2 separate regions of the Homo sapiens genome follow, and region 2 is linked to region 1. Evidence: chromatin loops called from intact Hi-C (ENCODE). Cell type or tissue: PC-9. All regions are shown on one strand. Links, peaks and the distances in the headings refer to the core of each region. The heading gives the core; the rest is flanking DNA.

Evidence for each region. Hi-C counts contacts between places; a loop is a spot of excess contacts. Peaks named below come from ENCODE experiments on the same cell type or tissue, not always from the same donor. Only the 100,000 strongest peaks of a DNase experiment are listed, where the experiment ranks them.
Region 2: it touches region 1 in a loop (4-fold over the local background); 2 of 110 quality-filtered maps call a loop at or near these places.

Annotation. Positions count from the first base shown.
Region 1 is chr13:65,636,346-65,652,495 of GRCh38, reverse strand. No RefSeq gene overlaps it. Among named protein-coding and RNA genes, the nearest start is that of LINC01052, 220 kb to the left of the region's middle. RefSeq lists a silencer at 13,725-14,019. In PC-9, for the core only: no CTCF peak of the experiment used is centred there; no DNase peak of the experiment used is centred there.
Region 2 is chr13:64,448,043-64,464,192 of GRCh38, reverse strand. It overlaps LOC105370238 (a long non-coding RNA gene), which reads left to right and starts at 13,830. Exons shown (of 3, transcript XR_942028.1): 1 at 13,830-13,936. In PC-9, for the core only: no CTCF peak of the experiment used is centred there; no DNase peak of the experiment used is centred there.

The DNA.
Region 1 (16,150 bases), core at 3,687-11,686:
GAGGCGGAGCTTGCAGTGAGCTGAGATCAGGCCACTGCACTCCAGCCTGGGCGACAGAGCAAGACTCCGTCTCAAATAAATAAATAAATAAATAAATAAATAAATACAAATAAATAATGAAAGAAAGAAAGAAAAGAAAAATTGAGCAAAGAACATGAGTAGACACATTTTCCCAAAGAAGACATAAAAATGGCCAAGTATATTGGTCCGGTCGTTGTGGGAAAGAGTATGAAGTTTCCTCAAAAAAAATTTAAAAATAGAACTACGATATCCTCCATCAATCTTTCTTCCGGTTATATACCCAAAGGAAATGAATTCAGTATGTCATAGTGACATCTGCGCTCTCATGTTCATTCACAATAACTAAGATGTGGAAACAACCTAAGTGACCATCAATAAATGACTAGATAAAGAAATTGTGCTGTATTGACCATGGAATATTATAGAGACTTTAAAAAGATTCATTTGCAGCAACATGGATGAGCCTGGAGAACATTATGCTAAGTGAAATAGTGAAATAAACCATGCACAGAGTAAAAAATACTGCATGATCTCATTTATGTGCTGAATCTAAAAAACATGAATATATAGAACTTGATAGTAAAGTAGTGGTTGTCAGAAGCAGGAAAGGATATGAAGTGGGAAGAAGTGGGAAATAGGGTACAGACTTTCAGTTCTGTAGGATGAATAAGTCTAGAAATCTAAGGTACAGCGTGGAGACGGTAGTTAATAATATTGTTTTGTAGAGCATTTGCTAAAGGATTAGATTTTAGGTGCTGTTACGACCAAAAGTAAAGGAAAATAAAATGTAGCTGTTAGGTGATGAATGTGTTAATTTGCTCGACTGTAGTAATCATTTCTCTTTATATATTTATTTCAAAACATTATGTATACCTTAAATACACACAATAAAAAACAATGAAAGGTCATATTTACTGTGCATCTATATTATTTTTGCTCATTTCTCTAGAGTCTATCTATATATGTTTTTTCTATTGGTTTAAAAATTAAATTCAAACTTGGATGAATCCCATGGGACATAAAAAGGTGGGAGGGTTAACAGAAATATCTTAGTGCTGCATTCCATTTTATCAAAAAATACTAATAATAATCCCACTCGATTGAGACTTATTTTTTATTTTGAAGGTCTTACTAGTATCATTGAAATTAAAGGTGAATCTCCACAAAATGTAACAGATTGCTTATTCATATAAAAAGATAACTATTTTGATTATTTTTAGAAGTTCCATAATCTGAAAGAGAATGAATTAAAATTAAAAGAATACTATAAACTTTTAAAGAATTCAAAATAACTATGCTGGGGAAACTGAATTGTTAAAAAAAAAGGTCTTCTGGTGAGTTGTATAATTTTTTAAAGATAGCTTTTGTTGTTGTTTCTGAAATATCAGAGTGTTGGAATTAGGACTCAAAAATTTTGATGGGTGATACAAGTCAATTTGTAATACAAGTTATTTGACAATTAGCTATACGTGTAATAATGTCATCTATTTATTTATTAAATGTATTGATGGTGTACTATATGCAGAACCTGTTGAAATTCTAAGGGTCTATTGCTAGGCCAATAAGCAAACAGTTAATTAAAAAGAATGTATGAATTATAGCTCTATGGCAGAAATGAAAAGCTGAATTAAATCGCTGAAAATTTTAAAAATAAAAAATAAAAATTTGCCTGAAAGTTTATGACTATTACATAATATGCATAATGGGGAAACAAGAGAACCAATTCTATAAAAACTTCACTGAGAAGCTCACATTCAGGGGACAGCAAAAACTTACCAATACAGAATAATATGAACAGAAAAAAATGACAATAGTCAAGTTCCTTCAATTCTCGGCAGCAAATTCATTTGATCTCGGATTGCATGGAAAGTATACATCCATCCATTTGCTTTTATTCAGAGATATTTCTGAGGGGAATTTTGCAAGACTGTTGTTCTGGAAATTAGCTTTCAGAGTTGCATATGCCAGAACGGCATTCTTGGAATTTGTTTTAAAGAGAATCCCGTTGAGATGTTAAAGAAATGCACAATATACACCAACACAAAGTTATTTTGAAATCAAATAATAAAAGATTTCTTCATGTATATTTTATATCCCTACTTAATAATAGAATAATTTATATTTTCACGGTATGTTTTTATTATGTCAGTTCAGATTATTCTATTTCTCATGTGATATCAGCCCAATTTCATACACTACACATTGGGGAAATAATAGGGAAAAGTGAAAACATAGTGTTTATAAGCTTGTGATAGTGTCTAGCTCAAAGGACAACTAGGCAGTTTCTCCTGCGTATTTACAGAAGGAACAAGTGGATTGTTGAATTATTTACTCATTTCTAGCCCACAAACTATATTCAATAATAGATAATGAGGGATGTCATAAAATTTTGTCACAGATAGAAAAGAGCAAACATATCAGAGTATGTATATATAAGCACATATAATAGCACTGTCTTATTTGTGACATATTACAGACGTGTTGTTAAAGTTGCATACTTTCTTTATATAGAAATTAACATATTTATGAAAATATATGAAACACTATCATGAGTACATAGTAATACTTATTTTTAATTATATGATGAACTTCTAAGAAATAATGTTGAATTAATTTTAAAATTAAGAAGAGAAATTGTTATTTGGAGATTTACTTTTCAACAAAAAGAGCTCTACTTCATATTAAAAGCAAAATAAACTTGTACTTCAAAATATTATTTCGGCATATATTAGCATCTTTATGTCTTTCTGTTTTTTCTTTCTAAATATACTCAACTAACTCAACAGTTACAGTGATTAATTAGTAGACTGAACTTAGGACACCTCAAGTATAGATAGTATTTATACTAACTGAACCCTGACATTGGATGGGCTTTATTTAAAAATAATGTTTGTTGATTTTACAAACTATTATATTTACTTCTATTTTGTTTTAATTTCTTTTAAAGTTTCTCTTTAATATTCTTTGATAAATTAACATAGGTAATAAGTCTAATATATTAATATAATATAAATAAAAGACCAAATACAATGAATAACTCTCTGTGGACCTTCCACAATTTAATAATATTAGTTTCCAAATTTGAAATACCAGCAAATCATGAAACATTTCTTCCACACAATTTATGATAAAAATATTAGTTTAAATTCAGTCACATTGTGATAAATATAACATGCAAGTACACTACATTTTTTTCTAATACTGATTAGTGTATCACAGAATCAAATTCATATTTGCATGTCACACTTTGAGTTTTTGAAAAAGAACACAGAAAGATTTTGTGGCTAAAAACAATTCCAGTTGATATATATTGAGATTTAACAGATTGCCAGTTCCTTAACTAACTATTGGCAGCACAACGAATTAGACAAAATTTAATATCTAACGATCCTAACTTGTTCAATTGACAGATCACATAAATCAATTTTATTATTTTATAAAGAAACAAACCAAAAGCTAGCAAGAACAGTCTTGGACAAACTTAACAGAGCCCATAAAACTTACAGGCAAGTATAGGAAAAGTGCCTTGACATAAAGCACAAGGGCCAGCAACAGTGGGAAAGATGTATAAGGGAGTATGATTTCTTACCACCACTAAGCTGGAAGGAGCAAGGGGATAATGTGATTGATGAAAATCAGGAAGGGGAGGCTAGGGAAAGTCATTTTCCAGTAGCTGTGGCCTTTACTCTGCCGCCACGAAGTGAACCTAAAGGAAATAAACAGAAGAAATTAATAACACATCCGTACACTCCTCCCTTCCTCAGATCTACTGCTTGACTTTACGTGTGACTTACACTAACTGGAAGCAAGGAAGCAATGGAGCCAAATAATATATACAAAACAGTCAACATCTAGAGGCAACGTATAGCATGGTGGAGAGTAATTCTGGACAGGCAAATGCATGATATCCACATTCTCCACCCTTTTGGCCCTCAGCATCTACTCCTTTTCTTTATTAAGGTGAAAACCTTGTACTCCCAATACAGTCTCTCATAATCTATTATGTAATCATAGGTGATATTAATTTGATTATACTTCTTCCTAAAACCTAAAATACTAGGTACGCAGTGTTCTTTATATAAGGTAGTGGGAAAGGGTTGGTAAAATGAAATAATTTATTAATGTAAAGCATACTACCATAGTCCTCTCTTTTATATTTAGTCATAAAGCCTAATATTCTAAACATGTTCAGCTTCTTCCTACTACATGTTCCCTTTAACTTCTGCAGGCATCTCAGCTGGACAGGGTCCTTTTGTTAGTGGAGAAACAAACGTTCACTTCTGCATTATGTAAGTCCTTGTGAGTCTTGTCTTGAGTTTCTGAAGGTGTTGTATTAGGATCATCGGAGAGGGACAACTAAAAAGCACCTCAGGGAGTTGCACTGGATAGAAAAAATTTTATTTTCCCTATTATGAGGCAGTGAGCCAATTTCTTCTAGAAAGTTAACAGAGCAACCTTCTCCTCTGCTACAGATTCAGTGGACGAAGAACCCAAAATGTGCAGGTTACAATCTCAGCTTCTAATTAATCAGACACGTGATTTGCTTCTCTCAGAGAAGCATTCATCCCTCATGCACTAGGACCTGAAAATCTTAAAACCCAAAGCAGAATTTCCTCCAGTGAATTGATAGTTGTAATTGTGTGATAATACAGTCACACCTCCTTCCCTTCATTTCCATATACTTCGTCTATGGCATAGATGCCATTATAAAGAGACTTTGGTTTAAGGAATATACCGTAACATGATAGAGAAACTCCAAAGTGTAGGTTCCTTAAATAAACTTTTATTTGGCTGTTTCACCATGTAAGCTGCTTCTAGGTGATGGAGTGTAGTGAAACCAGTGAATTGAGTGGTAATGAACCTATTTTATCTTGCAGTACAATCACGTTTGAATAAAGTTACATCTTTAAAACACAAATCTGAAAATAACTTTACTGTTTTTAAAGCATTCAGTAATTTTTCATTTCCTCTAAAATCTAGCCCCAAACTTATAATATAAAATACAAATGTAAGATCAGGCTTTAGACTTTCTGTTTTCTTTTATTGTCTACTAGCATTTTGTAGATTCTCAAAATATAGCTACATGAGACCACTTGCTATTTACATTTTTAATTTTTTGGACATTTGGCTATAGTCCTGCATTTCTGAAGATGCCTTATGTCACATTTGTACTTATCCAACACTCATTCTTCAAATTCGATTCAAAGGCTATTTCTTCTAAATTAGCTAGGCCTTTACAGCAATTTTATAATTTCTCCCATTCTGTATCTTTTAAAAAAATCTGCTGAAATCTCAATGAGAGCAATCAATATTACATGTACTGTACCGTTCTGCAACTCTGTTGCTCACTTCTGGGTTTAAGCTCCTTGAAGCCAGGGAACCATGGTACTGATACTTTTCAATCGTTATTTGTTGGATTTAAATTAGCGCAAATTTGTATGTTAAGAAAAACATGATAAAATCATAAATGATGGCCCATCATACTTTATTATTAAGGCTTTCAATTTGTTTTTCATCTTTTCTTCAGGGACCTATGTTATAAGCAGAGTACTTAAGTGGTGCTATTTGCATTTCTGATGTTGTATAATGCATATTTGATTATTCTCTGCTATCAACTTTTGCAGAAGTGGCTGCTCCAAGTAGAGAGGCAAAACATCTTCAAAGTCTCCTGCTGACTTAGCGAACACTGTAAATACTTTTGAATAGGTTACTGAGTACTTAGAACTTATTTGTTATCAATGATGATTAAATCAGCAAACATGTATTAAAATGTGGGTAAACCTACAGTTTAATAGGATAATAGCATCTTACTGTAAGAGTGTGGGATCATAACTACTTTCAGTGTTTTAAAGTATGTGTAACCACTTAGTTTTGTAATAAATTTTGCAAACTATGAAGGCATTAAAAATATGAAAACTATTTTTAAAACTCCAGATAATTGTTCAAAAATATTCATTTGTCTATATTTTCTGATTTTGTTACGTTACAAAATGTTCATTCAATAATTATGTGAAGCTGAAAACTGAAAATTTCAGTTTACAAAAGCACGCTGAAAATTCCCACTTATTTACAGTAGATACTAATAATTTGTTGGGAAATAATGCAAATTGGTTGGATATTGTAGTTTTATTAGCAATAAATAAGACGATAATGTCCACAAATTTAGGGTAAACAAAAAGTTTATTTTTTAGGATGATATTATGGCTTTGTGTAATTTTTATTACAGTTTAAACCTAATGTCTTATGTAATCATATCTTGGAATTAAATATGGAGGTGTATCAAATATTTGCTGTCACCTCAACTTTCACAGCATAATTAGTAGTGTAAATGTGCTGGAAATTAGAAAAATAGTTTGCTCATTCATTTGATTATTCATCAAACTTGTATTGCTTTTTTTACTCATTCAACAAATACTTAATGTATACTGACTATGCAGGAGCATTTGAAGAATTTCTGGGAACATAATGATAAACAAAACACTGATAGCCCTTCAAAATGCTTAATGATCATGGAGAATCTAAACAAAGTACTACAGATAGAGAATACCTACCTAGATGAATGAATGGATGGTTAGATACATACATACATACATACATACATACATAGTAAGTGTGTAGTTAAATAGATTAGTTAATGTGAAGAAAAACTGAAGATAAAATTAATGAGTATAACAGAAATATCTAATTGAGATTTGAGATTCAGATTAGGTATATTTGAAAAATGAAAAGCTATGAAAGGTAACCCAGTAACCAAAGAGAAGGGCATCCCAAAAAAAGGGAGGAATGCTTGCTTTGGTGTGATGAATACTTTATGGTGTTCAAGGAACTAGAATAAAAAAGTAGAACTAGTTTAATGAAGGGAAAAGTGGAAGCAAGAGAGACTAGATTTGAAAGTAAGGCAGGAATAGAAAATAGCAAAGAGGAAACATGTAGACTTTGTGAATTTGCCTAATTGGTATGGAAAATTATTGAATTGTTTGTATCATAGAAAGGTTGCAGTATTATGATTATTGAAAAATCACTCTACAGAGAAAATTTAGGGACCAAACTTTGGTGCTAAGAATGGAAGAAGGGAGACATGTAGAGGCTTCAGGTCATGCACAATGATGGTGGCTATACAAGGATGGTGACGGGGGCTAGGAAAAATAGTGGATATATGTGATATTTATCCAAGACGTTAGATATGTATAAAATGGTAATATTTTGAATACCAAAGTAGGGAGGAAATTGACAGATAAGATTATTCAAAGATAATCAATCCCCTAGCTTTTAGGAAGAACCAACTTGTTAGATGAAATAAAATTTATTGAAATGAAGAGACACAGGGAGTCTAAACACAGACTAAATTGCTTCACTAAGTTGTTAGGAGCTAGGTTGTAGGACTGGAATGGGGAAGCGGCAGGATGGGAGATGAGTCATTCATTCAATTTTGAAGATATTAATCTTAAGGTGGCTAAGAACACAGGTACAATGGACAATGCAATATTGCATTTGAATATATGGATCTGGATTGTTACAAATAGAAAATATAATTTTGATAGATGATACCAGATGGTTTAAAAGACTTGTAAATAAATTTATCTAGAGCTGGAGTTGACATGATAAAACAGAGTGTGGAAATGAGTTTGTCTAGTATTGATACAGCAGGTTGAATAGTTAGAGCTATGAAATGATAGAGAGGAAATATGTAATCTGATGAATATTAAGAAAAGAAAGTATTTCAAAAGAAATATTAATTCAATTGTGTGATGTCAAGCTAATTGACTAAATATGTTAAAAAATAATATTAACATCAAGATTACTGATATATTTGTTTATATTTCATGGAAAGACATATAATTTGCCTGCATGTGTTATGCCTAAAATTAAAACTAAGGAGGATTTAAAATATTAATAAGTTGCATCGCATCAATAGATTTTAAAAGAGAACCCTTAGAGAAAAATAAAATTGCATGTGAGTTTCCTTATAAAATGAAACTGATCTATAGCATTAATTAAATTTAGAAATTGTTTATGTTATAATCAGTCTCTACAGAATGTACAGCATTGCATGAACTTATGAAAAGAGAGTAATACATGGATTGTTATCAATGTTAAATAAGTATGGTATAATAACCTGTTGAATTTTAATGATATTTAGAGATAGTGAGGTTCAAAGTTAAAACTGGCATTAAATGGTTTATAACAGGTAAACTCCTGAAATTCTTCAATGTATAAAATTAGAGTCAAATTTGTTAAAGATAAAGCCTTAATGACATTCAGAACAAAAGAAATATCCTTTGATCCATAACCACTCCATGTTTTGCTTGAAATGCATTTATGTTTAATAGCAATTACTTGAATCAAAGCAAAATTAATCCTCATTTCATCTGTAGTTAAAAAGCACCTGCGTGGCTTTTACAAATTCAAAGATCGAGATATATAGAATTCTGTTTCCTACCTACTCCATTATTTCAGGATTCCCTAGAAAAGCTCCAGTCTTACGAAAGCAGCTGCTTGTATTTAGCGATAATCCTCTGTACTATTAGTTTTGCCTTTTGGGATAGGAAATTGATTACCTGACCTTAACATAGTGAAGACTCTGTGTGTGTCTTTCTCTCTGCCTCAGACAGTAAATCAGTTATGTAAACAGTGAAGAATAATTAAGAGTACAATGATGATTTTAGTTTTATTAGAAAAACTAAGACTTTCATTGGTTTGTTTTTATTTTCCCTAGCAGGTTACAAATTCACATGCTGCTGCCTTAAGTAATGCATTTTTGGGTGAGTTTTTGATAATTTGTAAGCACATTTATAAACACTGTAGCAAAGAGAGCTGATGGGAAGAGGGGTGACATTAAATAGGTTTACATATCATGATGCCTATATCATGATGTCCTTATTTCAATGGAAAAAGTGCTTTTCAGCTTGGAAACTCTTTCCATTCATAACCTCAACAAAACAGACCAAACACAAACAACAAACTGAACATTTTCTCTTCGTTATACTTGGTTAAAGTTCTTCATTAATCTATTAGTAATGAAGAATTAAAGTTAGTGTCAATGTTCCCTTGAATGCTTTAATTATTTGCAAAACAGAATTAACATTGTTCTCAAATCCAATCAGCAGTCAGTGATAATTTACAAATACTATTGTTTCTTGTCCTTACAGTAATTTATTGATGTCCCTTAAAACCTTATGAAAGAGTTTAACAGACCACTGAGAAAAATTTTATCACTCCAAAGCAGATAGGTAGTCCTTCCTGTAAGTGCTCACAGCCAACATAGGCAATGACTTAGTTACTTTCTGGATCATAAAGAAAATGCAAGTGAAAAAACAAAACTAAACAAAGAACCTCATGAAGGAAGGATTAAGATTGCGAATTCTCAGGGGTATGTGTAGAAAACAGACACTATACCGATTTTCTAAGACTGATACACGCACACACACACACACATACACACACACTGCCACGTTGTTTCACAATTTGTCTTTGAAAATGTGTGATTTTTATTCCCCAAGCTTACCTTTTCTTTAAAATGGTAGTCTTCCAAACTGTTTTTTTTTTTAAAGCCTTCCCTTTTCACTTGACATGGACCAGAAGCTCTATTTTCTCCTCTGTCATTTAGCCATTAGAAGCAGAGTCTAGTCTCCACAACACAAACGATATCCACAGAGCTTGTTAACCCTCTGGGTTCAGCAATCACTTTATTTTAGGTCTCTCTGTAGATCCCTCTCTCTTTCTAATTTGTTTAGGTATGCAACTGAAAGTATGTTTGCCTTAACCAACATTTGCTTTATACAAATATTACTAGTATTTATAAACCAAGGGTTTCAAAACATGTGGTTTGCCATATTGTTTAAAGCAGAAGTCAAATTATAAATAACATTATAGAATCATTCACACCATTTGTTAACATAAAATTTGTCTTGTTTCTTGGTGGGTTTTATTTCCTTTATTCCTTTTAGGATACATTTTTGTTTCTAAATGTTCTGAAGAATATTGGAGTTTTCACTGTTTTTTTTAATATCATAGATTTTTAAAATACATTAATCTCTTTATAATTTTGAATTTTATCATCCATTAACATTGGAAATCTCATTATTTGGCTAGGTTATCTTTAAAGTAATATTTTTCATTTCTCCATCAATATTTTATAAATTGTTTTTACATATATCTTATGGTTATGGTTATGGTTACGGTTGATGGAATATTTATTTTATTGTAATTTCCAATTAGTTACTGCAATTTTATGATTCAGTTTTTACTTTTTTATGCTTATTCTCTAGCCATAAAAATTATTTTTAAATACTTTTGATATACTATAGACAATAATATTTTCTGTAAATGATATTTTTATTTCTTTTTTTTAATACTTGTGATTCTCATTTCTCTTGGCTTACCTTATGGAATTAGCTATGGCTTCCAGTATAATGTAAAATGATTGGGATATAGCAATTTTTCTTTTTTTTTTTTTTCAGACGGGGTTTTGCTCTGTAACCTAGGTTGGAGTGCAGTAGGGCGATCTCGGCTCACTGCAATCTCTGCCTCCCATATTCAAGCAATTCCCCTGCCTCAGCCTCCTGAGTATCTCTGGGACTACAGGTGTGTGCCACCACTCCTGGCTAATTTTTTTTTTCTATTCTTGGTTTTCTGAGGTTCATTTATTTATTTATCAAGTATACTTTAGTAAAAGTTGTTTGACCTTGACTTTTATCTTTCTATATTTTATGTTTATTCAGTTAAAATAGTAGATTTTATTAATGGATATTTCAATATTTAGCCATTCTTGACTTCTTAGGAAACACAGTGTGAATTTGATGTTGGTGAATTTTAAGAAGGTTAAAAATTAACACTTCTGGTGCTTCATCTAAATAATTGGGCAAAAAATTTCTGTTTCTCGATTATGAATGCAGATCCAAGAAAACCAAATCCTCATTATTTTACTGAGAAACACTGCTTAGGACATAGTGGCTTATTTTTCATAGCCATGTGGATTTGCTAATTTTCCCAGAAAAAAATTAATCAAACTTCCTTTTGGGGACATATACACTGCTGGAAAATCTCAAGTAGTCCCATTAAGACTTTGTTGTGGAGATTTTTAAAATATGGAGGAGCTACTATCTTTGAATTTATCATGTTCTTTTACTAGACTTCTGATGTGCTTTTCTACTTCTAATATTGTCAGGCTTATTTATATATTTATATATTTTAAAACAAGCTGGAGTCTAATTCTAATTTAAGTTTGGTTTATCTAACAGGTTTTGATACACAGTACTTCACTAAAATTTATATCTAAATGTTTTAAAATAATTGTTGTGATTATTCTATACTCTTATTTTTGGCCATTTTATTTCAATTTTAATTAAATGATGATTTTTAGATTATATTTATCTTTCTATTTTGAGTTTATTTGCATGTAGGTCAGGTTACTGTGTCCTGGTGGTTAGCTATTTTTAAATATATATTCTACTTATTATTGAGAATAACATTTATTATTTATTTGTTGTATAGAGAAGTCACCCATTCACCAAATATATATTTATACATTACCTACTGTATGCCAGATTCTTTTCTAAGAACTAAGAATACAGAAGTCAATCAAACAGATGAAAATCCCTACTTAAATTAATTTTAGGGTAATACATAAGATTAAAGGAGCAAAATATAGTGTCTTAAATTATTATAAAGGAGAATATAAAATACAGCAAGATAGGGAAAAGTATAAAGAACTGTGAAGGGCCTGACTTTTATCCTCCTTTGCAAGCTAACATACTAGTTTTCCACAATATCATGGATTGAAGAGGTGAGACTACCAAGTAAGAGATAAATGACATTATTACTAATGGCATAAAAAGGAGCAAGAACATCAGCATATTTGCCTCAGTTATGCTTGATGCCAAGTCCCAGAGGGATAATGCTAATCATTGTAGCAAGATACCTGTGTATGCCTTTTGTTACATTACAGAAGAGAAACCCTGAGCATGAAAAATGAGTATTTCATAAGAGACAGTAAGAAACCTGTCATTTGTTCTGAATAAAATACAATGTCTATTTTCCAACACTGTCCAGTACACAAACACACTAGAGAAGACAGTCCAAAACAAGAGATCATCAGGGCCTTTGTTCACTAGACATACAGAATTGCAAAAGACTGAAGAGTCTCCTACAAATATTCGCTCCTCGTCCCTACATGATTTTGGCTTTAGTTGAATTGTCATGTGTAAAATGCTCTAGGACATTTTAATTTATCTGACCAACAGAGGCTGGGACAAATTTTGTTCCAATTGTCTCATACAGAATTTAATTATGGCTATCATCTGTAGGACTCCAAGCAGCAGGATAACTTCCCAAAGGGAAATTCATCAAGGAACTAACTTTAGCCTAATTATGGGGAAATTATCCTACTCATCATCCTGCTGATTTACTTGTTGTGCTTCCTCAAATATTTGCAAGTTTTTTGTGGCCACCTTTAATTAAGGTACATGTCACCATGGTTTTAGGAAGGAAGTGAATTAATCCTCGGAATTAATCCTCAAGGTTAATTCTAGGTAAGAAGCAAAGTCACAGAAGCACATGGTGTCCATAAAAAGAAAATATTGTTTACAATTGTTAGGGCCTTCCAAGTTGTACCTACAACTGCCAAGAGGAACATGGTGACAATGCCTACAATATGACCTTCCAGATGGATGGCAGATCTTGGGTCTCTCAACTCAGTTAAATAATTGAGAGTAGTTCTTGTTTTTAGAAAAAATGCCTAAGGGTAGTTATCCCAATCTGCAGAATTTGCCCATATCGACAGCCCAATGCCATTTATTCATCACATGAAATGGTTGAGAAAAGGCTATGAGAGTAACAGTGGAAAGGGCATCCAGAGGTATTGTCAGGCATTTGACGTGGAAGGTACAGGAGCCGGGGCCATCCTTTTCTGTTTCTGAAAGAATACTTCCTAAGGTTAAAGAAAAATGGAGGTGACAATATTTTAATACTCCCACATAAAACTTTTGTTTAGGTGTGAGAGAAACAAAGGCATTCTTATAAAACTTATAAAGACTAATTATGTTCCCCCTTTGGCCTGGAGTAGGGATACTTAGTGACCAGAATATTCAACAAGTGGTCATTATCCTTATGATCCTAGATCATCCCCATTCAAAAAAGCAATCCATGTGATTAAATTTGAATTAAGTTTGAAAACTCAGGCCAGCATGAAATTTATGTTAGAAGAGGGTGAGGTGGAGAAGAATTGTGCCTGGAAATAGCAGGTCAGAAAACCTAATTTTCTGATGAAATTTTCTATATGAAACCACTTACAGTTTTTATCCTGATGATTAACCAGAAAGTAGCAAATAGGTTAAGACCCATTTCTAGTAATAGTTGCATGTGTTGGTCAAACTGCATTACTAAGGTCCCTGGAGGAAATTAGGGAGTTAGAGTCAGAAATGTTTTTGAGTCAATTTTTGAGAAGGCTGCTCTAATGCTTAGCAAATTTAAATAATTGTGAATGATGCAGCCTGTGAAAAAAACATCAAGTCTTTTGATAATTTTGAGTGCTTATGAGTTAAAAGGCACACCATTGGCAGTTTGGAAATGGTAATGGAGATCAAAAACATAACACAGTTTAGTATTAAGGCCATAAAGGTGGAGTTAACTTATCAGAATGGAAAAAGAACACTAACTTGAAGTTTCAAAATATTGGTGTAACACCACTGACAGCCTCAAGAGGGAGTCAAAGTTTTAGGCAGTCAATCTTCCGTGAAGGAGCACAGCTCATACCCCATGTTATGGGGCCTCCTTATTAAGAGATGAACAACTCAAATTCAGCAGAAGCTACGAGTTTGACATGTACTGATCACCTCTTCATAACAAACATGTAGTACTTTAATTTGTGCCTAATCTGTAATGGTGATGTATTGCTCATCTGGTACAAAAATGGTTGCAGGTAGATGGGGGCAATAAACCAGTGCAGGCCCTATAAGCAGATTGATTCTAGTGGGTATAATCAGAGAATGGGCTCTCACTGCTAGCTTCTATATGAGTGACCCAGAGAGTACAATCAGGAGTTGTGATTTCCTTCCACAGTTCATAGGCCCCAAAGTGAAATGCATTTAACATGCCAACCTACAGTTTCTGAAGCAAAAGACCAAAGAGCTAGGCCATTAGCAATATTCCATAGGTTAGTACAAGTATAACAAAATTCATCAAGGAGTGTATTGGGCAGTGCTATGAAAAAAAATTAGTCTTAAATCCTGCTCATTGAACGGAGAAAAAGAAAATCTCCATTCAGTTCTTCATGAATGGCACTGAGGTTAAAAAGTGTCACCAGCTCAGGGATCACCGTTGAGTTTCAGTTTAGCTGAAACATCAGTGGATCAGGTTGAAGCATTTAGGGGAACTTTTATGAATAGTGGACCCCATTTAGCTGGGAGATTTTTCTCCAGAGAGTAGAATGAGGATTTCAGTTCCCACAAAGAACTAGCTGCCACTTTTTTATATCAAGTGGTGATGGAGCGGGGCCCAGGAAAGCTGCATTTTTAAATATCCATTTACATTTGACAAGTGAGGTTTGTTGGGACCTTCCCACTTTGTTAGTCATAGAGCCTGAGTTGGCTTACCCCAAATTAACAGATTAAAGAGTCACAAGTTCTCGGGGAGTCAGACATTTTTTTTTTTTTTACAAGCGCCCAGTAGCAAGCTCATAGCTATTTATAAAACACAGTTTACATGGTAATCATGCTAGAGAAATGAAAGGTCTAAAACCCAAAGAACCACCTTAGGTGGAGTATATCTTCCTTTGCCAGAGGATCCAATCAGCAAAATCATTAATCACACAGGCTTATAACTCAAGGTGTCATCAGGGTTGCATGTCCCCAACATTAGACTCCACAGCTTTCTGGATATTTTCCAGTGAAACCTGTTGATTTGGACCCCACTCAATAAATACTGATTTGTGAATTAACAAATATCCAAAAAAATCCAAGGATGCCCAAGTGATGCACTTAGTGTCTTCAATACTTGAGTTCCATATGGTTCTGGGCCTCCCTTTTTACCTGTGGGGAGTTGAGGGGATGGCAGTTTTTCCTTGACTGCCAGAGGAATAGAGCATTGTAAGGCTTCCCACATAATCCAAAGAAAATTTATTTGGTGAACAGGCCCCTGAATTTTTGTCAGAAACTATAACCTACCTCTGCTGGCAGAGGTTTGATAACAAACTAATCAGGGTTGATGAAACTGAGGCTTCTGACTTGGCAATTAGTAGGTCATCATCTATAAGTGAGATCTTCGGACAGCAGAGGTAGAGATACTAATGCTACATCCTTATTTAACAAAGGTGGTGGAAAGGGATTCCAAGAGAGTTTGTCTCCCTAACACTTTTCTACATTCAGCAATTCATTATCAAGAAAATAATCTCTGACACTTTGGGTACAAATATATAACTCATTGAATTTTATTATGCACTCAAATGTAGAAGCAACAGTAGTAGATTTGTGTGGTATAAAGGGCCTCCAACACAAGACCATGATAGGCTCCATCCTCCACTGTGAATTTGCCCAAAACCCATCCATTGAATTCATACACCTCTGCCCCATGGTACAAGGCAGGATTTTGACTTTGGTGCATGTGAGAAACAAACTCACTTGTCCAAACCCAAAGAATGGACTCAGGGGCCCAGAAAACAGTGAAAGTGAGACTTTTAATGATGGTCTTGCAAGATCAGGTGTCTGATGAGTAGGCACACCCAGCATAGTTTCAACAAGCAATTTATCCCCTAGTGTGCAGATCCGTTTCCCGGTTCCTCATAGGCTGAGTACTATGGGGTCACAATCTTTCCAGATGTCGCTTATTGATTGTTGGGTAGGGGCTTTAGGTGTTCTCTTTAGGGTTTTCTTGCTGCATTTTGTTGCAGCCCACAATGCATTGCAATCCTAGTTAGCTCAGGGGCTTTTCAAGTGGTATGACTTTTCAAGTGACTTATGACCTAAGAAGCTGGGCAGGCTGATAAGAACAGACAAAATGAGCTATTTTGCAGGCTTGAAACTTTTATCTTATACTAAACTTGTTTCGTTCAGGTGTGGTGGGGGTAGGGTGGGGAGGGGGAGACCCAAAAGGAGGCATCAGTTATCCATTCAGGGGCCTAGTACATCCTGTTTTT
Region 2 (16,150 bases), core at 4,673-12,672, 1.2 Mb after region 1:
ATAATGCATAAATGTATTTAAGAAAGTATTTTTATTTACAATAACGTGAAAAATAATAAAACATACATAAATTTAACAAAATGAGCACAATAATTATACACTGAAAAATACAAAACATAACTGAAAACAATTTAAAGACCTAAATAAATTGAAAGACACTTCATATTCCTAGATCAGAAGATTGTTAAGAAATCAATACTTCCCACATTGATATAAAGATTCAATAAAATATCTGTAAAAATCCCAGCTAGAATTTTCTCAGAAAATGAAAAGCTGATCCCAAAATTTATATGGAAATGCAAAGGGCTTAAGATTATCAAATCAGGCCTGGCGCTGTGGCTCACGCCTGTAATCCCAGCACTTTGGGAGGTCGAGGCTGGTGGATCACGAGGTCAGGAGATCGAGACCATCCTGGCTAACATGGTGAAACCCCGTCTCTACTAAAATACAAAAAATTAGCCAGGCGTGGTGGTGGGAGGTGCCTGTAGTCCCAGCCACTCGGGAAGCTGAGGCAGGAGAATGGCGTGAACCCGGGAGGCGGAGCTTGCAGTGAGCCGATATCGTGCCACTGCACTCCAGCCTGAGCGACAGAGCAAGACTCTGTCTCACAAAAAAAAAAAAAAAAAAAAAAATTATCAAATCAATCCTAAAAAGGAAGGACAAAGTTGGAAAGGTCACAGTTCCTGATATCAAAACCAACTACAAATCTATAGAAATACAGACTATGATAAGGATGAACATGTACATAAATGGAATAGAAGTGGGAATCCAGTAATCATCCTTCTCATTTATGGTCAATTGAGTTTGATGAGAGTGCCAAGACCATTCAATAGAATAATCACCTTTACAACAATTGATACCGGGAAAATGGGACATCTACATGTAAAAGAATTGAAAGGAGAGTTCCCTGACCTCCCTTGCAGGATATGTGACAGGGGTGGAGCTCATCTGCTCAGCCTCCGCCACTGCTCAAACTCCTCACAGGAAGGGGAGCAGACAGATGGACAGGGGCGGGAGTGGGGACGAGTAGTTCTGGGCTCTGGCCCCACGTTGACGTCTAGGGGTGTGTGCCTGTGACTCTTCAAGCCCCAGCAGGCTTGCTACAGTGCTCTTTTAGCTCTGCCATCCACAAGCAGCTTAAGTGTTAACCAGCTCAGTGCCCTCTTGGTACCCGGGTTCTTGTCTGGTGTCCAGGAAGAATCAGGTCACATACGGACTTGAAGGATGGTGAATGTGGGATTTTATTGGGTGATGGAAGTGGCTCTCAATGGGATGGATGGGGAAATGGAAAGAGGATGCAGCGGGAAGATGATCTTCACCTGGAGTTCAGTTGTCCCATGGCTGATCTCCTCTCTGACCCTCCCTAGCCGAACTCCTCTCAATATTCAGAGGTTCCTTTTCTTCTCACCTTCTCTGCTACACCACCCTTCTGCTCCTCTGCCCTTCTGTTAGTCTGCTCCTCAACTCGTCTCTGCTCATGGCGCCTGGGGTTTGGGGTTTATATGTGTATAGGATGGAGGGTGGGGGGCGCAAAAGGCTACATCTGGGGGCAAAAATAGGAATGCCTATTTTCATTTAGGGCCGCAGGTTTCCAGGCTTGGTGATGGGGCCTTTTCCAGGTAACTGCCCTCTTCCATCCAGTATTTCCCTGTTTTTGTCCATATCAGAATGCAACTGGAAACTTTGTAATATATATATTTGTATAAATTTATACATGAAATTCATAGCAGTATTATTCACAATGGCCAAAAAGTGAAAACAACTCAAAAGTATATAAACTAATGAATGAATAAACAAAATGTTGTATTTCTATATAATGAAATATTATTCACCAGTAAAAATAAATTAGGTATTGATACATGCTACAAAGTGTAAGAACCTTGAAAACACCTCAAAGAGGGAAAGCAATCAGTAACAAAAGAGCAAGTATTGAATGATTTCATTTATATGAAATGTCTAGAAATCTACAGAAACAGTAGGTACATTAGTGGTTGTCAAGATTTGAAAAAGAGGGGTTAGGATGGGAAGTGACAGCTAATGGGTATAAGGTTTCTTTTTCAGATAATAAAAATATTTTAAAATTTATTGTGGGGAAGATTTTGCAACTTTATGAATATATGAAAAACCACTGACTTTATAATCAATGTAATGTTTAAAAACATTGTATTGTATAGTTTAAGTAATATGCTATGGGAATTGCAAGTAATTGTATGATATGCAAATTTTATCTCAACAAACCAATTTTAAAAACCTATTTGAGAACTTTTTACCTTAAGAACTTATTTAAATTGTTTTGTTAAGATTTTGTTTTCTGAATTAAAGTTCAATGCAATTATAAAGTTAAAAATATTTTACAGCTCAAATTTGTTTAAAAATCAAAGATTTGATTTAAAAATTTTAACCTTATAATTAAATTATTTGAATATATATTTTGTCATTAAGTGTTGAATATATAGTCATTGGTTTGTTACAATACATTGAAAATGACAACTGTTTATTTTTTATTTACATACATTTAGTTGAATAGATGTCATATGTAATTGTGATTCTAAAATAATGATTATATACTAAAACATTTGTGTTTTAATGAGTGTATGAAAGAGATAAACAAGCAATTTATTATCTCAAATTTGTTAATCATGAGAAAATTTTGTAAATACACTAAGTTTATGTAATACTAAAAATGCCAATTAAAGTCCGCTTGTCATTGATTAGATCAAGCTAATTTTAGAATATAAAAACATGAAAGTGTTATAAAATTTAATTAATATTTTAAAATTTGTCTCCAATTTAATATTATTTATTCATTAATTTATGAATTTGCACCTTTCTTACACATATCTATTCTTTAAAGCTTTGAAGTCAGCAAGACATTTTTGAAATAATTTTTTTAAGAAAGCTGAGGTAACAAATGCTTTGCAAAAGAAAAGAAAATAGATTATGGGATGATAAATCTTTAGTATAGTATAGGATGGGCCACCAGGTCCATCCATGTTGCTGCAAAAGACGTGATCTCATTCTGTATAGGGCTGCATAGTATTCCATGGTGTATATATACTACATTTTCTTTATTCAGTCTACTATTGATTGACATTCAGGCTGTTTTCATTATCCTAAGCAAACTAAAGGAGGAACAGAAAACTACATACCACACGCTCTCACTTAAAAGTGGAAACTAAACATTGAGTACACATGGACACAAAGAAGTGAATAACAGACACTGGTGCCTACTTGAGGGCGGAGGGTGGGAGGAGGGTGAGGGCCGAAAAACTACCTATTGGGTACCATGCTTATTACCTGGGTGGTGAAATAATTTGTACATCAAACACCCACAGCACTCAATTTGCCTATATAGCCAACCTGCATGTGTACCCCTGAACCTAAAATAAAGTTAAAAAATAAAAAGAATAGGATGGGAAAGTAGAATAAAATAGAATAGAATGTGAGGCATCTCATTTGAATTGTTTGTAAACCTCTTTAAAAGTTTAAAAATTTTTAAGGCTATAACTGGTTTTTCAATCAGAACATCTGAATCCAGACCCTATATTCTTAATCCCGTTACCTTGGCAAGCTCTTCTTTTGATATACGAGAAGGAATACCAACTCAACTCTTCTTACATAGAAAGAAGGCATTCTTACATTTTCTAAGTTTATAGATGGAAATATCCTAAAATTATACCCTCTTTAAATTCTCTTTTATCAGCAGTCGTCAAAGTCTCACCAGCCTCCTTCATCATGTACCTCCATCATGAAAAAAGCCCACTGGGAACACTGTATATAGATTTATAGAGGTTCATAAATATTCTAAAGGAAGTAATTCAATGCTACAGCTTCCCCATTATTGTTCAGGTCAGATTCCCTTTGTCAATAGAACATTCTATGGTCTGGGTGATCACTGAAGAGTAATTTCTCGTAATGAAAGAGTGATGGGAGATAGAGAGTCCACCAAAGAAGGAAATGTGTCTCAAATATTCCTTAGACTCAGAAAATTAATTAAAATCAACAACAAAAAGCCCCAAGACTTATCCACATTCTCTCAATGCAGACAATCCTCTTCCTCCAATCATCTTCCCAGTGCCCAATCATTCTAATTTCCTTTCCAAGTCAGAAACTTTACTGAGACAATGTACCTAATCTTACATTGCTTTAATAGTATTTTAGAGGAGATTGTGCAAACACTTTACAGAACCATGAAGGCCAGAACAGTTCTTTAACCTGATATTTATTAGTTGACTAATTCTGTAAATATTTACTGAGGATTCATTAGTAGATAAGGCTAAGCATAGTGAATCTGGAACATGCTAGGTACAGGTACACCGCCTAAGTGAATCAAACATAGATTCCTTTTCTTTTCTTTTCTGTCTTTCGAGATGGAGTTTCGCTCTTGTTGCCCAGGCTGGAGCACAATGGCATGATCTCAGCTCACTACAATGTCCACCTCCCGGTTTCAAGTGATTCTCCTGCCTCAGCATTCCGAGTAGCTGGGATTACAGGCATGCATCACCACACCCGGCTAATTTTATATTTTTAGTAGAGACAGGGTTTCTCCATGTTGATCTGGCTGGTCTCAAACTCCCCACCTCAGGTGATCTGCCCGCCTCGGCCTCCCAAAATGCTGGGATTACCGGCGTGAGCCAACGCACCCAGCCAAAACATAGAGTCTTATAAAAGAGGCCAAAGAATCAAATAAACACAAAAACAAATACGGTACTACACATATGCAACGATCAGGAGTTATAATAACCTATAATTGTGGGGTCACTCATTCAAAAAGTTGAAGTAAAACTAATTTCCTTGAGGAAATGATACTTGAATTAACATCAGAACTGTGAGTAAGAGTTAAGTGAATGGAGGAAGAAAGAACATTCCCAGGAGGGAGAACAGCATGTAGAAACACCTTTTGACTGGAGGGAATGGGCATCAAAAATATGATGGCGGCCAGTGTGGAATGAGACAAGGGAGAGGGAATGTTGTAAAGCTGAACGGGGTATAGTGACCCATTATTAAAGGGCTTAAGGAAAAATTGGAGGTTAAATTGTCTATTTTTTCATGGCATAAATCTGGAAAACACACATACCATTTTTGAGAAAACTTTGTATAGTTGATGATCAGAGTTTGTATGAAATAGCTTATGGAAAGACTAAGGTGTGAGCAGGAGAACATCCTCCAAGAACTCCAACATTTGAGAGACTTATAAAGTAGCATGATATTTTACAGAAAATGAAGAAGAATCTATTAGTCATGCAGAAGTAAAATAAATCAATACTGTGTCATACACGTCAAGAAAAGACCATGCTTCAAAAAGCAGGGAGAGGTAAGCAGTATTTAATGCTGCTACAAACCTTAAAAGTAGGACTGAATTCCTTCCCATGGATGTAGGGCCATGGAGGTCATCTGTCACTACAGCAAGATTGAGCCTGTATTTGGACTCAACAGGGCTGAAGAGTGAGTAGGAGAAAGAAATATAAATACTTCCAATATTTAAGAAAAAAACTCTATTGATAGTACACGTCTAGGTTTGGAAATAAAGTATATTCTTCTACAACGTATGGTTCTTTAATGTACGTTAACTCACTGTTGACACAAAATGAAATATTAGATGTTTCATTTATAATTTATATTCATTCATATGTAATTTTTATAGCTCTTTAGTATTTTGCAGTGTTCAGGGGTAGCTTTTTCCCACAATTAAAACAAAAACCTTACAAATACATACAGGCCTTTAAAAAAAGATGAAAATCCTGCAAAATTGTGGGTTTTTTTTAAATGTAATTTGGTGACTTACAAGATCAGTTTCAGTTTCTGCTATATTAAATTATCTGCTGTATCTAAGAGTGATTTGTTTTCCTGTACATGTATCTAGAGTTAAGTTTAAAAATAGATTTTTAATTTTATTGGAACTGTTTTTTATAAGAAACAAATGCATGCTTAAAGAAATAAGCAAGAGCTCTGGGATTCAAGATTGCAACAGTCCACTGATTAGAATGCTATGTACAAATACCAGTGGAGATTTTAACTGTGCTATTATTGGCATTGATATTATTTTGGTTACTAAGTCTAAATGTATTGAATTGTTCAACACTAATCCCATTTTTCCTATCTGCTGTATTATTTTTGGCATGTGATTTCACATAATATATTCCAGGAATGCATATATGATCATGTAACAATAACTGTATACAGATGATCTGACAGCATAATAGCTAAAAATTATTTAGTATTTATTATGTACCCATCATTGTTCTAAGCAGTTTACATGTAACAGCTTATTTACCCTTCGTGGCAATCATCTTAGGTACTGTCACTACTACCTTTTTATAGGTGAGGAAACTGAGGCACAAACATGTAATGTGTTTCTTTAACGTTTACATATTTTTGGAGATCTTTAAAGCCCAAGACTCATTGTAAGTTCCATGTGTGTGTTTTTGTTCAACTGGCTTCTCTGCATGTAATATCCACTGCCCTCCACTGCCTAATATCCACTTATCTTTTGAAGTTCAGCATGAATAACTGGAAGCCTTCTAAGGCAATTCCATTCCTGCACCCCAAGACTGGTTAAGATGTCACTAAATATCAATTTAAACACAACAAAACAGCATTCTCTATGTTTAGCAGAACATAGGAAGGTACATATAAGTAAAAATATAATTTTGGATAATAAAAACCATCATGAGACTATCACATTGCTTTATTATTTTTAAAAATATTGCCTAAAACTGTGATATTTATCTGAAATTTTTAGCCCTTTGATAACCCTAAGATAGCATTGACAGAAACTGCATTTCCTTTTTCAAGGGTGAAACTAGCTAAATGAGATCTGAGAAAACAATCAATGTTACAACACTGAAAAAACTAATAGAGGGCTGGAACAGTAAGCAATATGGTGTATTTCTAAACTAAATACAATTTGGGAAATTGAAATAGTGAAATTAAAACCTACTGAGGCATAAAAAAGGAATTTCCACAGTCTATCAGTCACAAAAACATTCTAATATTATACATTTCCATTATGCCGTGATCAAAGTAAAGACAAATCAACCAAAGTTTGCAAGAAAGGATAAAGATTTTTCTTTGTCCTAAAGAAATAATGTAAACCTCCAATTAAAAGGTAAATTAAAGGGTAAATAATATGTCTAAAATAAATTTGAATTATAAAGCTATTTCTTTTATTCTCAGAAATTATTTATACCCTTAAAACCTCTGAAATAAATTTAGAAAGAAGTTACTTCTATCACATTTTTAAGGAGAGATGCAGGGTTGAAAATGTTTTGTGCAATGAAAATAGTATCAGTCTTGCAATTTTAGAAACTTGGTTTTTGTTTTTATTCCATGCCTTAATCACTCCCTGACTTTAGGTAGAACACTTGAAAGCTTTTGATCTAAATTATCCCCTATTGTTAACAGAGAAGGATACGTGCCCTGAAATTTTCCTACAGTGAGGATTAAGCGAGTGTCACTTTGCAGGTGAAAAAGCACTCCACTGAGGTCAGGCATTGCTGTTAGAAACCTTCAATTTCTCCCAGGTCTCTTTTGCCCATCATGCACACATCATTTTACAACTTCAGACTCAGGGATTTGCGTTCTGATTATATTTTTATTGTGAAAGCAATCTCTTATCTCAAATCAACCTTTTTTCCTCTGGTAATTTGCTAGGTAAGAAAAAAATTAAATTTAAATTTAAAAATTGGTGAGTTTTTCTTGTATAATGCAAGAAAGACAGATTCAAATGAATTGTAGCAATTCACCAACATTATTATTCACAATTAGGAAATAAAGACTGTTAAAAAGCACTATAAATAAATGTTTAAAACTGTCTAATTTGACAAACATTTCTATGGATTTAAATTAAAAAAATTATTCCTTGGATTAAAAGCCTCCTGGTGGATTTTAACTTGTAGAAATGTAGATTCGACTTGTAAAAACAATTTTTTCTTTGTTGATCAACCCTAGTTAGCTTTTGTTATTTTAATATACTTTTGCCTGTTTGTGATGAAACAGTTTGTGTATTTTTATAAAAGAATAATCATATTTATAGCATCAACATTTTTCCCTGAAAACATTTGTTTACATTCAAACTAAAAGGGAGTTTCTTTCTGAATTTATGTTTGGGAAGTTCTTGAAGGTATTTGCATCATAGAGCTTTGAATTGAAATTTAAACCTGAGGTCAGAAGCGATGTTGACATATATTAAAAATTAAAATACTCAAAGCACACAGCATGGCACAACTACAGTAATGAAGAACACCATGAAACCAAAATGTTATATTAATGACAGTTAACCTTAGTGATGTTAACTTTTATTCTGTGCATTTTAATGTTTGCTTCCATTTTCCCTATACTTTGACACTGACTAAAATCCACATATTAATGCATTATAATTTATGTCTTGGACCTCCTAGAGAAGGAGAGAATGTTATCTTCAGAATACATTTTTTTTCCAGTGGCAATTAAACATTAACTAATTAATTCAATGTCAATTAAACATTAACTAATTAAAATTGCCCTATTGAGATATCATAACTCTTATGAAAAATCTTTACTTTGAAATGCATAACTTTTGTAAAAGTTAGAAGTGGATGTACTTTTTGAGAGTTCTAAATCATGTTCCCTAATTTACCAGAATTATTGCAGTTTTAATTACATGAAACCCCAAACTATGGGTATCCAGACTAATAAAGTATAAGAAAAATTATGGAAATGAGATAAATATATGACACCTTGTACTCCACATACTGTACTCAGTGACAGAATGGCACAACATATGGAAATCTAAGTATAAAGCAGTGTGAGTATAAATTTGAAATTAAATAAACAAGTAGTTCTGGGCAAGGAACTGAACTTGAGAAATCTGACTACAGATGTCATTATAGAAACAAATGCAGCCCAGAGCTGTAGAAATTCAAAGCAGGCAGCTCCAATCCGATGACTATGTGAATATATGTATGTATGTATGTATGTAATATACATTTGTTTTCAAACAAGCATAGCAAAACCTGTCCATAAGAATTTTTGTTGCAGGTCACATTGGCTGACCTGAATCTCTGCGTTATTAATGAAATTTCAGCAATTTTTGTTAAGTAGAAGTTGTATAGATTGAATGTGTTCTGTTTTTCTCTTCTTCCCCCACCCTCATTACTCCCTAACTGCTCTGCCTATGTTAGCAGCCCATACTGTTTTTAGGCAAATGTGAGAAAAATCTGTAAGTAGTTCACAATCTCACCCCCATACCAACCCTGCTCAAAAAGTAAATTTCTATTGGAATCAGGAGATAATGAAAGGACACACGGAGAACTTGGCTTAGCAGGTGACCATTTATGGAGAGATTAAACTTTTATTGGAAGAAAGCAGTTTTAAAGTTTATGATTGTATTTTTAGCAGAAAGAAGAAAATCAAAATAAATTTAGAAAACCTATATTTAAAAACTCAGTAAATACTAATTCTTCAGAATAAGTGAAGCAAATTTACATGTAAAAGCTGAGTAAGACATGATACTAGAATAATAAGATATGAGGCTTGAGCAGTAAATTGAGTTTCTATTTTAAAGAACTTTGAACGTTATAAAGAAACATTCACATCTAATTTGGTACACAAGTCTGAGCCACTGAATTTACTGAATTTACTTTGTCCAGCAGATTAATCAGGCAACATTACCTAGTTTGGATTGAAGAAGAAAGGGGTACAAGTAGAATAGTCACTGAAGATATTATTAATATAGGAGAAGAATACATTGGAAATTTTTATTTTTGTTAAGACACATTCAACAATAGCAGAACTGACAGTTCTCAACAGAAGACATGGAAGAACAGTGTAAAAAGACCCTGAATATCTTTTCAAAAAAACGGGGTATGATTCAGGTCTCATCTATAGAGAAAAGCTAAGGTCTCTAAAATGGACACCTGAGCAATTCTGCATTAAGTCAAGTAGCTCAGAGCAACAACAACATCAGAACTGAGTATCTGAGCATCATGGGTACTGCGATTAATGTCATTAGTTCTATTAGGTTCTGGGCTTTTGCTTTTGTTTCACTGCTGAAACGGGGCTTGACACCTGCCGCCTGTCTCTTTTGATGCCTATTGTCTCTAAGCCCTTGTCCTGGTTTGGATCTTTGAGTACTCTCTGCTCTGAGGCTGCCTGCTGGAATGCACTGCCTGCTGGAACCCATCTGGACTGCCAGATACATCCTGCCACTGCACTGTCTGAGCACTGCATGCTGTACAACTGGCTGGGCTTTCTTATATTTCTTGTAACTAATTAGTCTCAGTGTACAGAGGCGTTAAATATTCACTTCCTGCATATTTCCAGGCTGCCTTTTCATCCAACCTACCATGTTCTACATTGCTGTTTTCAAAGCTCCTTGGAAATCCCTGAGATGTAAGAAGTAAAGGGAAATAGGATAATAGAAGCAAAAGGGTAAAAATGACTCCAAGACTCCATTTTATTCACTGGATGAAATAAATAGAAAAAGGAAGTCAGAAGGAAGAACTGGTTTCAGAAAGTTTTATGAGAAGGGGATTTATTATTTTAAAAAAATTTAGTAAATGTTAAAATACTGTGACTTAGTTGTGTACAAATTTTCACAATGTTTTCACTAAATTGATTATTATTAAAAGGACATCTTTTCATTCCCACTTCTTTCCAATGCTATGATTTTAATAAAATGGCTATTTTCTGAACCAGATGCCCACAGAGCATTTTGTATTTGAGTATATTCTCACAATTTTTCTACCCACTACTATAATAATTACGTGAAACAAGTGAGACTCTGTGCCAATTTTATCAGCATTATATAATAAATTTTAAAATATTAAATAATTAAAAATAATTGATGCTTTTTTAAAACCCAAATCTTTCTGATATACTATTAATTTATAAATCAATCAACATTTCCTCTGTGTGTATATAAGTGATTATTTCAATGAATTACTTTTAAAAAAATCACAGTTAAAGATAGTTCAATTTACTGGGCTTTACTGAAATTCTATCCTTATAATGCAGCTATCTTAATCGATCCATTTTAAAACCTTTTCATACAACAGTAATTCAACTTTTAATGAATTAGATTTAAATGACTGGAGAAATAAGCAAATTCTATATAGATAGCATATATAACATTTTCTAAGAAGATGTTAAAATATCTTTCTATTATAATCATAGGTCTTCAAAGAATATAGGCTGTAATAAAGTCAATGAGTATTCACAGCTGACCACAATAAAATATCTTAAGTTCTGATACTTACCTCGGACAAATATTTATTAAACTTACCCAAAGCTTTAATAAATATAAAACAATGACTGGATTTATTTTATTGTATATATTTTCACTTCTATTCCAATTTTGTGTACTTACATTCCACGTTTAAGCAGCCTCAAATCTAGATAACTTTATTTTCTCCTAAAATGTAATGCCTGACGAAAGAGCAATTTTGGACACAATTTCCTTAGGCAGCATAAACTACACAAAAAATGATCATAATGGTTATATCATGCTCTCTATGAATTGTTATTTTTGCAAATTTCAGACAAGCTTTTTGAAAATATTCTTTTAAACATGTTACACCCACAATGGTTGAAATTTGACTTTATTTAAGTCCTCTATCTGAGCATAAGGTGCACCCAAACAGAAGAATCCTTCATGTCTCCTCTTAATGCAGATAATCGCTAATCAATGTTAATGGTAATTTCAAGAACAATCCAAAAAAAATACTATGAAATGTAAGTTATGTGTTCACATACACAGAGACATATTCTAGTACACATTTGCAATTGCTTCTTCAGAGTATGGAGCAATAATTAAAATGACAGAAGACTTGTGTCCTGTAATGATAATCTTATAATATTTTTAACTATTACTCAACCTCTCAGAAATTGCTTTTATTCTAATTAATAGAGTTACTTTCATTTATTCAGTATTTAGCATCTTCTGTGCAATAGATACAATTTACTTGCTTAGGTTTCAAAGATTGTTCTATGATAAGTACTCTAATAATTGAAAGAGCATTATGGTGTATTGTGAAAATGAACACTAACAACTATGATTTTTCACAGGGAGAGGAATACTCTATATGAAGTTCTGAGATAGTTTTCACAGATGAGGGAAACACTTGAATATAAAATATTTATTGGATAGACTATTACATGGAAAGAGCAATTTCTTATTTTTTTAAAATAATAATTACATTGGAGTCTTGAAGGACAAGAGAAATTTTGCCTGTCAGAGAGAATGGGAAAGTACTTATTGGTAGGAAAGTCCTTTGAGAACTAAAGCCCAGAGATATAAAGCTAATACTTCTGTTGAATTTCAATCACAATTAATACATTTTCACCTCTGCATGAAAATCAGTAGATCTTTCTTTCAAGATAGTTTCTCTAATAAAAATGTACCCAACTAAAAAAAGCTACCCCAAGGTATTAAAATAGTTTATCTAAGATAGTCTTCTATTCTGAGAAAGAACTCTTACGGAATTCTGTTACCCAAACACCTGTCAACTGATCAAATGAAGTTGAGATATCACCTAGACTGGGTTACTTGGTTCATGGTGGGTTTTAAGTAGAACTTCTCACTTTACTGATTAATCAACATCAAAAATTTAGAAACTCCATAAGAATTTCCATGGGGGTAAGTTAAACTAGAACAATACCAGAAATGAGAAAATAATTATTGCTTGACATAGAGATATGTAACTCTACTTGGAAAGTGTTGGTGTGTGTAAGTGTATGTGTGTGTTTGGGGCAGGGGGGTGGTTCTGTACTGGCTATATCAGAAACAAAAGCTAAAAATACCTTACATACTGTAATAAAAATAATATGATGATTTATTAAAGTGATGAACTTTTATGAAGCAAAATGTGAAATATCATGTGTCCTGACTTCAGGAATCAGTTTAGGCAAACCTCCATTTTGTTTTGATCTTTATAATTTATTGCTAAGATCCCAATGTATCTACCATGTCTTTCAACTGATTTTGACAAAAAGCAATACAATGCCCTCACTTGTATGATCCAGTAATTAGTATACTGACAAAATTTGGTAATTCTACAGATCTACTCATTGTTTAGGTTATACAGTGCTTCTATAGAATTTAATTTTATACTCAATCTTGAATACAGTCTCTTTGGAAAAACAAAGTCAATAAATAAAATTCACAAATTGCTGAACTACAGTAACAAGACAAAGGTGCATGCAAATGTATGTGTGCCTGTGTATGTGTATGTAACAAAAAAACTGCTCTCATAAATTTAATGTCTTTACATTAACAAACTTTCTTCTTTGTATTTTTATTCCCATTTTGTAAGTTTATTTATTCATTTATTTACTTATGTTTTGAGCATCATCTCTTCTGAACATCATCAGGTTTTCATGTGATGTCTAGAAATACTAACATTCTGAGGCTGAATTCAAGGCCAATAATAGACAACAAGACAGATGAAAAAAATACCTGGATTAAATCAGTGTGGTAATGAAACAATCAACTCTGTATCTTGTGACACTTCAGAACTTCCTCTTATAAAGTTAATGGGTTTTGTTATTGTTTAAGCCATGTTAAATTCAGATTTCTGTTATTTGTACTCAAAGTATCTTCATTAATACATTGGATTTGGCTCTAAACATACTTGCATTGGGGTCTTGGGTCCTCCGCTTACTAACTGTATGACTTGACTTGCAAATAATGCAATTTCTTTAAGGCTTACTTTGTACAAAGAATTATTTTGGCAACTAAATGACACAATATGTATGAGCATGTATTGACATTGCAAAGTTGTACATTTGAGGACTAATGATAATAAACTGCAATGAATAACATGAGTCACTATATTTTATCTTATAGGCATTTGCATTTGTCAACAATCTGCCTCTATTCAGTATTTTCAATTTTGTCTTTTAATATTTATTGAAAAATAATCGTAATTCATGAATAAATCCAAGCTAGTCACTGCCTGTAAGTAAACCATGATTCGATTTATTTGAAGTATGTTCTTTTCTTTGCATGGAATAATCTCAAATCATGCTATATCTATTTAAGTCATAATTGACTCAATTACAATACTATTAAGATACCCCCAGCCTTCATGTGACACCCACAATGATTTCTCTCTCAACTGAACAAATCTTAGGAAAAACACATTTGGTCCTAATTACTTATTTTCCTGTAACATTGTATGTATATTGTTAAATTATTGTATACAATAACTTAAGTCATTTTAATAAATTGTCATCTGTTAATCTGTTGCTTTTTGTATCGATACTCTACAATTTTAAACTATCGAATGTCTTAATGTCATTTGAATATTTACATTACATGTGCACTTTACATTTATGTCCACTTATTCGAATCTAAATCATTTTTGGAAGCTTTTTCAATATTATTACCTTAAAATATCTATCAATAATTCAAATTTTTACACTCTTCTATACGATAATCTACTTTATGGATTTTTGGTTTAGTTTCTATCCTCACCTAATTGTTGCATTTTGAAATGCTGTTATTTCCAACCATATTTTGAGTTCTATGAATAGAATTATTACGCGTTATATATTTTGCATTTTCTACACTATACTCTGCAATTGGTACAAAGATTATTTTCCTTAAAAATGCCCATGAAATGATAAAATTGAGAAATTCAAAACTTTCTAAAATATTTAGATTGCTACACTGAGATTGGAAGTGAATACACACCTCCAGTAAATATATAAACTGATAAAAATGGCATGTTAGACTATGAATATTTTTATTAGTAAAACAAATACTATAATATATACCTTTTTAAAGTTTAAAACAATAAAATGTATTATTATAAATTTACATTTATTTATTTTTATTTATTTTTAATTTTATTGAAATTTTAAATTCAGGGGTACATGTACAGGTTTGTTATGTAGGTAAACTTGTGTTAATTTTAGCCTCCCCTTCATTGTTGCAATGTAAATTTTATTTATTATTCATATTATACCAGCTAAGAAACACATTTTTCCTTTGATCATGATTCTTCAGACAAGTTCAAGAAATGTCTTTTGAATTTTATGATTCTGAGTTGATGACTTTTACAATCTGGGCACCGCCAAGGTTCCAAACAGAATAATATAGATGCTATGTGCAACTCAGTGAGAAAAGTATTTCTCAGCTCCTCTCGTAAAGTATAGGTATTTAAATATTTCATGTCAAACAAAAGAAGACATGTATTTTATCGGAGTTTGATTTTCCATCTTACCTCTTCTCAGATAAGAGTGTACTGCTGTCCAAAGGCTCAGGAGCACTTTAATTCAGGTTTTCTTATTCATGAAGGATGAGAACAAAGTATCTACTTTACTCCATTATTGCTGTAACTTAGTTTTAAAAATCCTGTTTATCTCTTAAACATGGAAGTGACACGAAACTTGTTTTAACTGTTTCTGAAATGAAAAGCAGAACAAAACAAACAAAAACCAAAAATCTATATGCACAGACATGCCTGCTATATACAAATAGGGCAAATTAAGAAGAGCAAGGCAATGTATGTTTTCAAGTGATGTTAATTCTGAAAACAAAATGTAGAAAAAATAAAATATTACAGGGAATCAAATAACTATTACTCAATTGAATTTAAGGAAGGGAATTGAAAGATTGCCAAAGTAGATGAGTTAAGTGGGCCTTTTGAGAATACTGAATTCTGGATGGTATGGCTGTGTCAGAGTGCCCATATTTCTATAATATTTCATTGATATATCAATCACATGATTAATGTGTGCTATTGGTTTTTAGTGATTCACTTCCCCAAGTAATCTGTTTGTTAAAATTATTTGACTTAGGAGAGAAAAATACAACATGCTGTCATTAATATAATGTCATTTTCTAGATCAAAAGTAATAAAGTCATTGTTGACAATCAAATTTGAGGCACACAATATTTTAATGGAATGAAATACACTAATAATATTAGTTCATAATTATTAATGTTACTGTTTATTTTAAATAGACAAAAACACAAACAACACAACAAGAACAAAATGTTGTGAGATGAATGAGGAGAAATCCAATAATTACCCATTAAATTAGTTGAGACACCCCTGAGTAGGAGATATTTGAGCTGCATATTGAGAGACAAACCTAAGAAAACAATTGGGAGGGAAAATATCTTTAAGTTGTCTAAGAGTACATGACATTTAAGAAATCATGT